5 separate regions of the Homo sapiens genome follow, and all the other regions are linked to region 3. Evidence: chromatin contacts called from ENCODE Hi-C or POLR2A ChIA-PET data. All regions are on one chromosome and are shown on one strand. The core of a region is the stretch at or near the end of the contact, and the rest is flanking DNA. Distances in the headings are between cores, read along the strand shown. Region 1 holds the start of ACOX3 (acyl-CoA oxidase 3, pristanoyl). Region 2 holds the start of ABLIM2 (actin binding LIM protein family member 2). Region 3 holds the start of WDR1 (WD repeat domain 1). Region 4 overlaps LOC107986178 (a long non-coding RNA gene). Region 5 holds the start of SH3TC1 (SH3 domain and tetratricopeptide repeats 1).

Region 1 (2,700 bases), core at 121-2,620, 1.7 Mb before region 3:
TAGCAAAACAAACAAACAACCTATTTGCTCAGCTGGCTGAAAACATTGCCAGCAGCCTAGACGTTTCTTCATGTTATGTTTATAAAAAGGCTAACATGAGAGACCAATGGCCTTGAGAAGCAAAAGATTTAATGCCTCAAGATTACTTTAACTCTTTCCCCAAGCAGATGCCAAGTTCAAGCATTTGGCTCTTAAAAACTCCTATTATTAAGAAATACTGTGTTGCTTGCTAGGAAAAAAGCTTTTAAGACCCAGTAAAAAAACTAACCTGCTTAGGACATGACAAAGTTGGCACATGTGCCTGTACTGGTTTAACACAGGTTTGATCCTAGGTCTTTATTTAAAAGATAGTTTCCAGCTATAAGAGAATTTAAAACCCTCACTGCAAGTGTATTACATAAAACACTATCACTCTGTCTCCCAAAGAGACTCAAAGTAAAAATAAAAGCGAGAACTCCCACTAATTTGTGAAAATTCTCAAAGGAAGGGATAAGGAGACCACTACTACTCCTGCTGCCCTCCTCCCTGCCACCTTGCCTAGTTCATAAGACAGGAGGAAAAGAGAGAAAGCAAAAAGTTAGAAAGAAACAAAAGTCAGATAAATAGCCAGACAACCTTGGCACCACCACGTGGCCCTAGGAGTTAAAAAAAATAATAATAATAACATCAACCCCCGACCTAAACTACTTGTGTTATCTGTAAATTCCAGACATTGTATGAAAAAAGCATTGCAAAACTTTCTGTTCTGTTAGCTGATTCATGTAGCCCCCAGTCACGTTTCCCATGCTTGCTCAATTTATCACGACCCTTTCACGTGGACCCTTAAAGTCGTAAGCCTTTAAACAGGCCAAGAATTTCTTTTTTGGGGAGCTCAGCTCTTAAGACGCAAGTCTGCCGATGCTCCCGGCCGAATAAACCTCTTTCTTCTTTAATCCGGTGTCTGAGGAGTTTTGTCTGTGGCTTGTCCTGCTACAGTAGGTGACAGATGACTTTCATCCCTCATGGGACAACGTTACATCATTCTTATGAAACAGCCATGGCTGCACTCAGACTTAGGAAGGCACTGGCTGTAATGCCAGCACTAAAAGCAAACCAGAACCCAAGTGGAGAAAAGTTAGCTTTCATAAGAGGACTCATCTTTTACGTTCACAAACTTAGGCTCCCTGACTTTTATCGGTAATCAGTACTGAGGACAATGCGTTCCACACCCGCTGGCTGGCTGATGTTTGATTCTGTAACTATACCACGCCCAGAATTCTCTCAAAAGGGAATAAAACACAGGTCAAATTCCTCACCCACACACTCCACAGTTCAACCCCTGCCAGGGAAACCAAAAGCAGGAAAGGATCTCCAGCGGCGCCATTCTCATTTCCGGTCCCAGCACCCCGCCTCCATGACGTCAACGCGCCGCGCCACCGGGCTGCGTCATCTCGGCGCGCCGCTGCCAGGGCTGTACACCTGCTGGCTGCCATGGCTGAGGTGGGCCGTACCGGGATCAGCTACCCAGGCGCGCTTCTCCCACAGGGCTTCTGGGCTGCGGTCGAAGTGTGGCTGGAGAGGCCGCAGGTGGCAAACAAACGGCTTTGCGGCGCCCGCCTGGAGGCCCGCTGGAGCGCCGCCCTGCCCTGCGCGGAGGCCCGCGGCCCCGGGACTAGCGCAGGCTCGGAGCAGAAGGAGCGGGGTCCGGGACCCGGCCAGGGTTCCCCCGGAGGGGGCCCGGGTCCCAGGTCGCTATCAGGACCCGAGCAGGGCACGGCATGTTGCGAACTTGAGGAGGCCCAGGGCCAGTGCCAGCAAGAGGAGGCACAGAGGGAAGCCGCCTCAGTGCCCCTGAGGGACTCCGGGCACCCCGGCCATGCTGAAGGAAGGGAGGGCGACTTCCCCGCCGCAGATCTGGATTCGCTTTGGGAGGATTTCTCCCAAAGTCTCGCCCGTGGCAATTCGGAGTTGCTGGCCTTCCTCACCAGCTCCGGGGCGGGATCGCAGCCAGAGGCGCAGCGTGAGCTCGACGTGGTTCTCAGAACCGTCATCCCGAAAACTAGCCCACATTGCCCCCTTACAACTCCCAGGAGGGAAATAGTCGTGCAAGGTAAGAGTGTTTTGATAGTGGACGGATATGATTAGATAAAAAAGCATTCATAGAACCTCGGGTCAATGAAAAAGTCCTAAGGGTACTAGTTCCTCTGCGATGTCCTAGGGAGGTTGTTAGGTGTTTCATAGTTTTTTGAGTGGGCGCATAGAAATGTGTGTCCTTAGTACAGAAGATGGGATAATTGATTGGGGTGGTGTCTGGAAGGCTTCAAAGAGACAGTGAAGGACTAGCTGGATATTGCGTAATACCTAGGAGTTTAGCAGGTAAAGCTGTAGGTGTAAAAGTGTTGGGGACCAGCCTCAACACCACCCGTAGGGTACTCAAAGTCCGGTGGCGACGAAGGAATGAGACGAGACAGGTTAAGAGTGCATAAAGATTGGGGGCCAGGGGGCCAATTGCAAAATGGAGGCTGCCAAAGCCTGGGAGCTCTGGTCTCCACACTATTGAGTACAATCACTTAGATCTAAGAAGCGGACGTTCGGGGCGAAAGGGTGAAAGGGAGACAGTGCATCATACATGTCATCTATAGCAGTGGCGGTTTAAATGAATCTCCTTTGTGCTCAAACAGCGTTATCTTTAACTTGTCGGAGAATAACCAGTGGGAGCGT
Region 2 (2,700 bases), core at 5-2,504, 2.0 Mb before region 3:
GGGAGGGGAGTCCCTGGCCCTTAGCCCCCGCCCCCTTCTAGGCCTACAGCCCACAGGAAGCTCTTACTAAATTCACATTCTCTCCCCAGTCCGATCTCCCTCAGGGGAAGCGGCTGTCCCCATTGGTTTCTGCACCATGGCCAAGGGCCATACTGCAGTCCCTGGCGCGACAGGCTTAGAGGAAAGAGCACAAGAGTCAGTGAGCCCGGGGTTCGAATCCCCGCCCCCCCTTCCTGAGCCAAGCAAGTGACTCAAGCCTGGTGCGCCTCGGGTCACACCCTGAAAAATGGGGTGACAGCCCTTCCCTGCCGGGAATGCAACGACAAGCCCTCAGCCCGGTGCGGGCCCCAGGAGGCTCTCAGATCCGGGCATCCTCAGGCCGCCTCCAGGGCTCACCGCCAAGGGCTCCAGTTCTAGGTCTCAGTTTCCCCAACAGCACAAGGCGCGGCTGGGCTCCAGCGCTGTGGGATTTTTCCAGCCCCGCACAGAGGCTGTCAGATCCCGGAGGGTGGGTGCGGCGGGAAAGGCAGGGGTGCGACGCGCAGGGGCGAGGGGCTGGAGACGCGCAGAGATCGGGTCGGGGCCGGGTCTGACACATGCGGGCTCCGGGTCCCCAGATCTGCTGCGGAGAGTCCTGGGCGCCGAGGGTCGGCCTGACGCCCCCAACCCAGGCGCTGCCAGAGCGGCGCAAGGGCGGCGCCCCCAGCTGCAAAGCCCCGCCTATCATCTCACCTCTGCGTGCCTAGGTCTGCTGGGGCCCCGGCCCTTCGCCCGGACCCCAGGCCCCCGCGCGGACCCTGACCGCTTTCTGCAGCCTGGAACAACCCGGACCCCCGTGAGAAGCAAAGAAGGGGCGCCTTCCAGACATCCTGGCGCAGCCACGCCGGCCGGCGCGCTGGGAAAGGATCCCCGGCCCGCGCCACTGAGCTACGCGCTCCGGGCGCAGGGCAGAGGGCTGCGCTCTGGCCCCTCGGGGCTGCAAAATCCTGGAGCAAAAGTTGGGTGGAGCCGCTGGGTGATTTTCCCCGGCGTTGCAGGTGCAGCCTCCGAATGCCACCCAGCCCTTGCGGCGCCGCGAGCCAGCGCGGGGACCCGTTGGTCCCTCGGTCCCCAGCACCCACCTGCACTCATCTCAGCAGCCGCTCGGAGTCGGGGCGGCCCGGCGCTGCGACAGCCAGACCCTCGGGCCCGCAGGTGCCGCGCCCGCGCTATCCTCCGCCCGCCCGCCGGCTCCGCGCCCGCTCCTTGCGCACACGCCAGGCAGCGCCGCCGCAGCCCCACGGCGCGCAGGCCACGCCCGTGCCACGCCCACTCTCACGCCCCTCCTGGCGGCCCCGCCCCGCGCCCCCGCTGCCGCCCGGGAGCACCCTGGGAAGTGTAGGCACCTCGACGCCACCGCTCCGCCTGGCTCCCCAGCTGCGGGGCGATCGGACTACAAGTCCCAGCACGCTTCGCGGCCAGCGCAGGCGCAGACGGGCGACGGCGGCTGAGGCCTTTCGCAATCGTTCTTAGATCTCTGCAGAGCTGTCGCCACGGCCTGAGGGGCGACGTGGGGACTGCCGCTCACGGAATCCGGGAGTCGCTAGGAGAGCGGCGCAGGGAAAAGCGAGCTTGGTGCAGCTCTTCTTGAGTAGTCGAGCTACAAGGCGCCTGAAGACCTTCTGGGCCAACTCTTCTTTACCAGTTTACAGAGAGGGAAACTGAGGCGGGGGCGGTGCTCGGGCAGGATTAGCCCGCATCCGTCGGCGAGGCTTGCACTGGTGGGGATTCGTGCGCAGGTTTCCTGCCTCCGGGCTTGGGCTGTCCGCGCCTCGCCACCCACCCCAGGCTCCCGTCGCTCCTCGCCGGCTGGCGCCCAGCTGGGGGGTGCACCGGGAGAGGTGGCGCGGCTCACTTCGGCGCAGTCCCCGGCCCCAGCCTCCACGGTGACCGGCTACCCTGTGACATCAGGCGCCCAGCACAGGGCCTGGACGCGGGTGCAGGAGAGGGAGTCAGGGAACGGGGAGGAGCAGGGGTCCCCACTGTGTGCCTGGTGCGACAAAAGGCGAGCTGCAGAGAGGTCGGGAGGAGCCGGCAAACACAAGGATGCCCACCAGGCGCGGAGGGCCTGGGCTGGAGGAGCATTTAGGATGCAGAATCGCGGGAACCTGGCATGGAGAGAGAGGCCAAGGACTTTTGGCTTGGGCCAGGGCTGTTTGGAGATGCTTTCAACAAGTGGAAGAAGATTGGGCACAGAAAATGTAGACTGAATGGAACACTGAGGCAGGAGCAGGTACTCCTCCCCCTCCCTCAGCAGCAGCCATCTCCCCCAAGAGGGGCCAGGATGGGAGGCCAGGAGTACAGTGGCTCAGTGGGGGAGCTGAAGTCCTGGGGAACCAGCCAAGCCCCACACACCCTAGAAATCCAGGAGGCCCAGCTAGGTGATTCTGCCCGCAGCCGCAGGGTTCCCATGCCAGTCCACTGGGATCTTGTGCCATGTAATTGAGGGGGCGCCAGATCTAAGGATCAGTGAACTAATGTGTGCCATGACCCAGTGTGAGTTGAGATCAATAAATGTCTTTGCTTTGCTATTATTATTCTCTGTGGCTAACATAGGGCCTGGCACAGAGCAGGCAGTCTGCAAATATCTGTTGAATAAACGGAGAGAAGGATAGAGGGGAGGGGAGAGTGCTGGCACCTGGCACTCCTGGATCATAGCCT
Region 3 (2,700 bases), core at 99-2,598:
CAGATCTGGCTGGCCCAGAGGCCCGGGTGTTTTTCCGGGCTCTGCCATACTGGAAGACCAGGGTATTAACAGCGAGTTAGCTGAGTGCCATTCCATTCAGCAAGGGCTCAAAGTGCACCAGGCACCGCTGGGCTTGAGGGACGCCAGCAGCTCATTCATTCCATCTGCCCAGCCAGCAGGCGAAGCGAGAGTGGTCATCATCTCATCATCTGTTTTACAGACGAGAAAACTGGGGCTCAGAGATGCCCAAATCGCCAATCTTCTCAAGGTCACGCAGCGGCCGACCGGGTCAGTCTGATCCCTCAAATCCGGAGCCCTTGCTTTTAAGGAATGAACTAATCTAATCTCCCATCCACGTACTAACCAGGCCTGACCGTGCTTAGCTTCCAAGATCAGAGGCGATCCGGCGCTTTCAGGGTGCTATGACCGTAGACAGAAACGAACTAAGACTCAGTTTCCTCATCAAGAAGGAGCAGACAAGGACCTGGGTGAATCTGAGGCCGGCTTCCGGGGCTCCGAGGTGTGGCTCCCGGTAGAGGGGGCGTGGCGCCCTCACCCTCCCCGGGCCAATGGGCAGGAGGTGAGAAGTGGAGAGGAAGGCGAATTATCCCATCCCAAGGTGGCTCCGGAGCAGAACCGCGCCCGGGGTAGGGGGTACTCACGTCGATGTTCCTTAGGATGACGCACTTTCCATTGGTGTACAGAAAATTGTTGCCCTTAGGGTCGCCGCCGATGATCTTGGAGACGCCCCTCTCCACCTGCGGGAGGCTGGCGAACACCTTCTCTGCGGAGACACAAATGCGGCGGGGCATGTCAGGGCAGGGCGGGGACGGCGGGGACAGAAGGGAGAAGGAGCCCCGGACCGGTCTCGGCCGGTCACCTGTTGACTGCGCCGGGAGGGCGGCCTCCACTTTCCACGAGCGCCAGGAACCGCGCGACTTCCTGGTCCGCGCCCCGGGCCAGGCCCTTGGGGGCAGCGGGGCTCCTCCGGCTCGGCCCACGGCGCCAACTTGGGGGCGCACCCCCCGTCGGGGGTCCCGCCCTGCACCACCGAGGGCGGCCCCGCCACGCCTCCGGCCGGCGCCCGCACCCCTCCCCCGCGCCGAGGACTCCCCCGCCACCCGCACGGCGCCTAGGGGCCGGGGACCGGGGCCGGGGCAGCGCGGCGGCCGCTCGGGGGCCCCGCGCCGCGGCACTTACTGATCTCGTACGGCATCCTCGCCCACTTGTTACCGCGCCGCGCTCGCCGAGAGCCTCCGGGGCCGGCCCGCGCTGCGAATTACACCTCGCCGAGGCCGAGCCCGGGGACTGGAGCCGGAAGGCGGCACCGGGCGTGCCGGGAGTGGAGTGGGCGGTCCGAGGCCGGGGCTCAGAGGCCAGCTCGCGCCTGCCCTGCGCGCTGTGGTTGCGGACGCCCCGAACCCGGAAGCGCGGTCCCGCGCGCGGCTCGCCCCCAGCTTTGACCATATATAGTCAAGCGCTCGGCTCGGCGGCTGCGGTCCCGGCGAGCCTGCGCGGACCTGGCGCTCCCCTCCCCCGCCGGCCCCGGCCCCGCCTCCGCCTTGCTCGCCCCGCCCCGGAAGTGACGTATAGCACGCCCCGCGGGCCCTTGAAAAGGCGGCGCAGACAAGCAGCCGCGTCAGAATGCTTCTGGGAGTCGGGGGGTGGGTGCCTTTCTGTTGCTAGCTTGTAGGAGAAGCTGGGCTGTAGGAAGTTTATTTGCGGGGGGGTCTTAAAGACGCTGAAAGTACTGGCGGGCTTTGGTGGGGGTCTGGAAAAACCTCTCTGTACCTGTGACCGCGTTGCGTGGCGGGCGCTCCCCGGCCTCTCCTTTTTGACCGGTCCCGGGCGTTGCCCAGCCGCCAGTCCTCCTGCTCGGGTTTTGTAAGCAGGAGAGGGATGCTTTTTACGTCTTCTTAAAGTACGGTTAAGTGCCCTTGCTTGAAGTAGTTGCTGGCAACAAGAACGTAGGGGTTACTCTTTGTTGGGCCTGAACTCGTGCTTTTTCTCTCAAAAGTTGAGCTTTTGAAAGGCAAAAAAGGCGTGGGGGATGGGGGAGCTGTCGGTCTTAAGGAAGTTAAAGGTTATTTCCTAAACAAAACAAGTCTCACTCCTAAAACCAGGGTAGTGGCTCAGTTGTGGCGGGAGAGCAGGGGCTGTAAAGTGTCCAAGTTTCTAGTCTCATCTTTCAGTAGGATGGGTACAAGCTTTCCCCTTGGGGCTCTGGGGGCTGGGAGGGTTGTAAAAGTGGGAGAAAGCAAAGTATTTGGCGGGGTGCGGGCGGGTAGCTGAATGTTGTTGTAAGTGGAAGAGGAATGCTGTTGGCGTCTTTCTCTAAGCACGGTTAAGTGCTTTTTCTTGAAGTAGTTACTGGCAACAAGAACGTAAGGGTTACTCTTTGTTAGGCCTGAACTCGTGCTTTTTCTCAAAAGTTTAGCTTTTGAAAGGCAAAAGTGGGGGTGGGGGCGCTGCTGCTTTTAAGGAAGTTAAAGGTTATTTCCTAAGAAAGCAAAACAAGCCCCACTTGTAAAACCCGGGTAGTGGCTCAGCTGGAGAGCAGGCGCTGTGAAGTGTACAAGTTTCTAGTCTCATCTTTCAGTAGAATGGGTACAAGCTTTCCCTCGGGGCTCTGGGGGTGGGAGGGTTGTAAAAGTGGGAGAAAGCAAAGTACGTGGGTGGGGGGTAGCTAAATGTTGTTGT
Region 4 (2,700 bases), core at 18-2,517, 1.4 Mb after region 3:
GTTTCTATATAGTTTTATAAATTTATGTAAAATTATATAAGTATACAAATATGTATGTGTGTATATATAGTATGTATATAATATATAGTACAAAATATAAAGATGGTGATAAATGCCAAGCTGATAAATAAATTAGGTAAGGAGAATCAGAAGTACTGGGGGAATAATTTTGAAGAGGTGGCTATGGAACCCTAATAGAGAAAGTAAAATTTGAATAAAGAGACATAGAACTAGTCATGCAGACATCTGAGAAAAGAACATTGCATAGTTATCAGGAACTCCACTCAGCAGAGTGGAAGGCGGGGAATAGAACAGGGAAAAGTCTGGAGAGAGGATGTATGTCTGGATCATCTCTGGCCTTGAGGCCGCTGCAAGGTTGTTGGCTTGCAGTCTGGGGTAAATGGAGAAGCTAGCACATGAGGAGTGAGATGGGACATATTTCATGAGAATTACTCAGATGGGTGTTTTGAGAATACACTGAAAGGGATGTGGGAGCAGACCAGAAGCAGAAAGACAGTGTGGAGCCTCTTGCAGTGTTAAGAGAAGAGGCTGGCATGGACCAGGAGTTGGGAGTGGAGGTGGGAGATTCAGATACATTTTGAAGGAGCCAATAGAATTTGCTTGTGAGCAAGATGTCAGGAGTGAGAGCAAGAGAGGAGTCATAGGAGACTGCAGAGTTTTGTGCCTCTAAGGCAGCTGGAAGTTGCTTAGGCTGGAATGGAGTTGCCAGTCTGAGTTTGGAAAGGCTACAGTAGGAGGACTATGCGTGTGGAGTGGGTAATGGTGTCAAAACCTCAAATTTGAGATGCCCATGGGATATCAAAATTAAGATTAAACGTAGACACTGGATGTGTGCCTTGGATGCTGGGGGGAGAGGTTGAGATAAAAATGCACAGTTTGAAGCCATTGGTGTACACATAGTACTTGAACCCTTAAGTGGTGACAAGAAGGTGGGGTCACCCTTCTTATCTTTCTGCATCCAAGGTGGTTGAGTAACAGCTGCAATGGCAGAAAGGAAATGAGTCCACTTGAAGAACAGGAATTTCTGAACATGACAGGAAGGAGAATGGCCTCAGAGGCAGCCTGCTTCCTGAAAAAGTTTTCTGGACTTCCAAGCAGAACCCAGAGATATTAATAAACAGAAAGGGAAAACAAAATTATGGTAATTTTACTAATGTGAGAAAAATAACATAAATTATTTACTAAATAATTTGGTAACCACAGACTTTCTAAGCAGTGACTCAGAAGGTTCTTGCTGGAAGGTGCACCTTGAAACACCGATACTGGAGTGAATGACAGGCACAGAGGTTCTGATGACTCATCCACTTGTTTCACTTACATGTCCTCTGGAAGCTCTGGGGCCATTCTAATGGCAGTCTTAGTTCTAAGGCAATTTCAAGAGAACAAAAATAAAATTATTTTTTCATTGAAAGCTATATAATGTGTTACAGGTTAACACAGAAATCACATAATATCAAATGTGTGCATAGACCAGGAAGCAAATGTAAATGTTATAAGTAAATGAAAATGCATGAATGTATAGACAAGAATGGTGGAGTTCGTGGCAAATTAGGATACAGTAATTATTCAGTTGACTGCTCTCATGTGGGACCAGAAGTCAAATTTTCTTCAAATTTTCAAGAGCCTAGAAATGTGGGTTTTTATGTGGAAATGCCCAATATTTAAATGTTGGCAACCAGTTTACTTTAGTCAACATCTGTGTACATGAAACAAAGTATGTTTTCTGTCTAATGGTAGCTGATTGGACACAAATTTTCAACCACTGATGGAGGACTTTATTTACCTGTTCTTTTCACAAGCATTTGCTGAGAAGCTGCTGTTATTGGTGGATACAAGTGAAACAAAACTACATATGGCATGATTGATTCCCACCTAGTAGGGAATGTGAACAGCTCTACATATGGTGTCATGCTTTGTGTTTGTAAAGGATAGTTCTGAGGCAAAATGGGAAGAAACAAATACCTCTGCAATGACAAGACTCTAAATACCCCATGAGGAGAGTGACATTTGTAGTAAATCCAGCTTGGGGATGAAAGAGTGTGCAAGATGTTAGAAGTCTGCTGAACTTGTATTTGGTTTATTATAAAGTATACAAATGACTAAACTGTCCTAATCTACTGTTGTTGTGAGAGTGGACTGCTTATCTGCCATTTTTCATTATGATCTATGATCCATGGTAGTCACTAACTACAACTTCTTATTAACAGTTTTACTGAAATATAATTTGCATAGGATACAATTAACTTATTTAAAGTGTATTATTCAACATATTTTAGAATATGTACAGGGCTACACAACAATTACCACAATACAGACAGTCCTCAACTTAGGATTGTTCCACTGATCATTTTTCAACTTTATGATGGGTTTGTCAGGGTATTAAATGTGCTTTTGACTTATGATGGATTTATTGCAATGTAACTCGATCATAAGTCGAGGAACATCTGTATAAATTATAAGACACTTTTCCCCTGTAAAATAAATCTCATATCCATTAACAATCATCTCCCACTTTCTCCTCCCACTCATCCTTAGGTAACCACTAATCTATTTTCTGTCTCTATTGATTTGCCAATTCTGGAATAATAGATGCCACAGAATTTGCCATTCTGTGGAATTCAATTCCACAGAAATGGAATAATATAATATTCGAGTCTTTTGTGACTGCTTTTACTTAGC
Region 5 (2,700 bases), core at 12-2,511, 1.9 Mb before region 3:
TAGAGGAGGGGGCTACTGGCATCCAGTGGGTGGAGGCCAGGGACCAGCTAAAACCCTCCAGTGCACAGGACAGCCCCCCGCCCTGCAACAAAGAAGGATGCGGCCCCAAATGTCGGTAGTGCCTTGGTTGAAAAGCCCAGCCCTAAAGCCTTCAGAACCAGTCAGACCTGGTTCCAGTCTTATCTTCTTGTTGGTCACTGGCCTTGGGCATGTCACATTACCTCCCTGAGCCTTAGTTTTCCTGTCTGTGAGATGGATACATAACTATTTGACTTAGGGATTATTCTTGGTTTTCTCAAACCAGGTGTGTGTAAAGCTCCGACCTATCACAGCACAGGCTGGAGGGATCCCTCCCATTCCCACTTCCTAGAGCTGGGCCGGAGCCCGCAGCCCACACCCACCACGTGGGTGCTCACACTCCTGTGTTGGCAAGGGCATCAGAGCAGGCAGACAGGCGGGACCAACAGGGCAATTTGAGTTCAGTTCTGCCTCTTGTCCCAGCTGACGTGAGCCCAGGCCAGGCTTCCTCAGCAGGCAGGGGCGAGATTACGTGCTTTGGCCTTGGGTCTGCCTGGCTGGGAAGGTTTCTGCTCTCAAACCTGGCTCAGGCCTGGAGACGGTGGGAGGGTAAAGAGGTAGACCCGTTGGGACAGGCCAGGCTAGCAAGGAGAGCTTGCGGTGAGGAGGAGGGGAGCCCATCTCTTCCCCTAAATGTTCCCATTGATGGAGCCAGTGGCCCGGAGGGCACCCGGGCAGAGACGGAAGAAATTGCACGTGAGCGTTTGTGTGCATACGTGTGCCTGTCCATGTGTGCACACACTTGTGCTTGTGAGTCTCTGTGTGCCCATGCATATGTATGTGTGTCTGCATGCACATGCGTGTGTGTGTGCATGCATGTATGTGTGCAGGCATGCGTGTGTGTGTGTGTGCAGTAAATGGAAGAGGAACAGAGATCAGAGCTGAGGCTGGCAGGGCTGAGGCAGCCGGTGGCTGGTGGACTTCCCCAATCCCAGCCTGGCGGGGGACTGGGTGCCCCTAGCCTCTACTACAGAGCCTGGGGGCTGGGCAGCGGGCAGGCAGGACAGGGCCTGGACCTCGTCCAGGAAAGAGCTAATGATCAACCGGCTGCGGTGTCTGTGCAGCCGCCCTGGGCCTGCCTCTCCGTCACCGGCCCTCAGGCGCAGGGAGGAAGTAGGGCAGGAAGCAGGGGGCGGAGGCCGCTGTGCAGTCAGCCTGGCTGTGGGCGGCCCCTGCCTGCTCCGTCCAGCTGGAGACAGCCCCGTGGGGCCAGCCAGCGCTGGGCCAGGAGCGGCCACCTGGTTCCTGCGTGCTACGGCCCTGTGGGCCTGGGAGCTGCCTCTGAGGAACACGCCGCAGGTATGGGGGGCTCCGGGGCAGGCGGGGCGTGGACTGGCCGAGCAGGCTGCTGTCTGCCAGTCTTGCCATGGTTGGATCTTTACACTTTCTTGAGGACTTTTCTGACCTGTTTGGGATGGGGGTGGAGCGAAACTGCGAGCTGGGGGCCTCGGGGAGGTCGTCGGCACCCTCAGCAGACCCCACTCAGAGCTCACAGGTGCTGGCAGTGCCAATCCGCAGTGATTGAGGGCAATGATTTCAGCTTTGACCAAGCACCCTTGCTTCTGGGACCTGGCCTGACCCCGTGCTGGCCCTTGGCATGAGCGGCCCTGGGGGTCTGGGAGCAGAGCCAGCCTGTCGCTGGATTCCAAGTCCAGCGGATCTCAGGTGTGACCCCAGCGCCCGGTTAGCTTGGGCCACACTACCAGACCTACCAGGGCGAGCCCAGCGCCTCAGCCTCACCCGGCACCGCAGTGGCTATAACTGGCCACTCTGATGCCGCCACCTGGGCCTCTTTTCCAACAACCAAATGGACCAGCAACTGGACCAGGGGCTTCAGCCTGAAAATTCCAGGGAGGGTCTGGGCCCAGCCTTCAACTGCAGGTGTGCCGGGGCGTGTGCTCCTGTGTGTGTACACCACTGAGACCCCCTCTGGGCCTGTGCGTGATCCCCAGGAGCCCTGGGAGCCCTGCCCTGTCTGTGAAGCGGGAGTTTCCAACCTTTTGCCGTTGACGAGGCTCAGATGAGATGAATAGCAAAGTGACGCTGGGGGGTGTTAGCGGTGTCGGCCAGTGCCAGGGCCAGGGGCAGCCTGCATGTGGGCCGGCCACTCAGGGTGTGGCCTCCCAGCGCCAGGCAGCGGGGCTGCGGCTGAGCTTGTGGCTGGAGGCAAGGCTGGGCCCGAGTCAGGTCTGGGTTTAGGATGGGTATGTGGGGGCTGGGCTCTGACCACCTGGGTTCAACCCCACCTGTGCTGCTTGGCTGTGTGACCTTGGGCAGGCAGAGTCACCGCAGCTGATGGCTCATCCGTGAAAGGGGCACAGCTGTGCCTCCCTCCTCCAGGTGAGCCGAGGATGCTGTGAGCACCCTGGATGGCCATAATTATGTGACTGTCAACACTGTTGTTGACAGTGATGACAACTGTGTCCCGTGTGGGGCGCTGGGCCAGCGTTTTTTGCATGGAGACGTCACTCACTCTTCCAGCAACACGGGTGACGATGGCCGCACAACACAGAAGAGCAAGGCAGGGCCCAGCAGCGCACGGGTGCGCCGGTTTCCCCTGCTGCCAGAGCGCAGGACACAGCCCTCTCGGTCGTGTTCTCTCGCGGCTCTGGAGGTCGGAAT

The links. A loop is a pair of places that touch in the nucleus more often than their neighbours do. ChIA-PET counts read pairs that join two places held with the same protein, here RNA polymerase II (POLR2A). Pooled maps may share reads with other maps.
Region 1: a map of naive thymus-derived CD4-positive, alpha-beta T cell shows a loop between it and region 3 (24-fold over the local background). The contact joins the promoter of ACOX3 here to the promoter of WDR1 in region 3. A Hi-C loop is called at or near these places in 1 of 168 maps with a recorded cell type or tissue (naive thymus-derived CD4-positive, alpha-beta T cell), 6 of 37 single-sample maps with no recorded cell type and 14 of 50 pooled maps. POLR2A ChIA-PET finds 5 or more read pairs at or near these places in 1 of 52 experiments (CD4-positive, alpha-beta memory T cell).
Region 2: a map of CD8-positive, alpha-beta T cell shows a loop between it and region 3 (28-fold over the local background). The contact joins the promoter of ABLIM2 here to the promoter of WDR1 in region 3. A Hi-C loop is called at or near these places in 1 of 168 maps with a recorded cell type or tissue (CD8-positive, alpha-beta T cell), 2 of 37 single-sample maps with no recorded cell type and 8 of 50 pooled maps. POLR2A ChIA-PET finds 5 or more read pairs at or near these places in 1 of 52 experiments (activated T-cell).
Region 4: a loop to region 3 is called in a pooled map, with 4 times the contacts of the local background. The contact joins the enhancer-like site here to the promoter of WDR1 in region 3. A Hi-C loop is called at or near these places in 1 of 50 pooled maps. POLR2A ChIA-PET finds 5 or more read pairs at or near these places in 4 of 52 experiments (A673, WTC11, activated T-cell and 1 more).
Region 5: a loop to region 3 is called in a pooled map, with 16 times the contacts of the local background. The contact joins the promoter of SH3TC1 here to the promoter of WDR1 in region 3. A Hi-C loop is called at or near these places in 1 of 37 single-sample maps with no recorded cell type and 7 of 50 pooled maps. POLR2A ChIA-PET finds 5 or more read pairs at or near these places in 1 of 52 experiments (activated B cell).

Annotation. Positions count from the first base shown.
Region 1 is chr4:8,439,353-8,442,052 of GRCh38, forward strand. It overlaps ACOX3 (acyl-CoA oxidase 3, pristanoyl), which reads right to left and starts at 1,371. Exons shown (of 18, transcript NM_003501.3): 1 at 1,296-1,371. TRMT44 (tRNA methyltransferase 44 homolog) reads left to right here and starts at 1,425. Exons shown (of 11, transcript NM_152544.3): 1 at 1,425-2,089. The coding sequence starts at 1,471. RefSeq lists enhancers at 1,259-1,498, 1,317-2,050 and silencers at 1,519-1,728, 1,779-1,838.
Region 2 is chr4:8,157,559-8,160,258 of GRCh38, forward strand. It overlaps ABLIM2 (actin binding LIM protein family member 2), which reads right to left and starts at 1,255. Exons shown (of 21, transcript NM_001130083.2): 1 at 1,122-1,255. The coding sequence starts at 1,131. RefSeq lists silencers at 972-1,461, 1,802-1,861.
Region 3 is chr4:10,115,451-10,118,150 of GRCh38, forward strand. WDR1 (WD repeat domain 1) reads right to left here and starts at 1,349. Exons shown (of 15, transcript NM_017491.5): 1 at 1,201-1,349; 2 at 663-784. The coding sequence starts at 1,216. It overlaps LOC124900666 (a long non-coding RNA gene), which reads left to right and starts at 1,639. Exons shown (of 2, transcript XR_007058030.1): 1 at 1,639-2,700. It also overlaps the pseudogene RNA5SP155. RefSeq lists enhancers at 206-1,010, 661-810, 2,581-2,680 and silencers at 891-1,040, 1,121-1,530, 1,541-1,660.
Region 4 is chr4:11,547,709-11,550,408 of GRCh38, forward strand. All of the region lies in intron 1 of LOC107986178 (a long non-coding RNA gene), which reads left to right. Among named protein-coding and RNA genes, the nearest start is that of HS3ST1, 120 kb to the left of the region's middle. Within about 2 kb of position 1,268, at least 5 of the 41 ENCODE cell types and tissues checked have a DNase peak (open chromatin) inside an H3K27ac peak, as active enhancers do; they include endothelial cell of umbilical vein, where a contact is called at or near this core.
Region 5 is chr4:8,198,029-8,200,728 of GRCh38, forward strand. It overlaps SH3TC1 (SH3 domain and tetratricopeptide repeats 1), which reads left to right and starts at 1,262. Exons shown (of 18, transcript NM_018986.5): 1 at 1,262-1,377. RefSeq lists enhancers at 499-598, 949-1,068, 2,099-2,148, 2,279-2,328, 2,459-2,608 and a silencer at 1,279-1,468.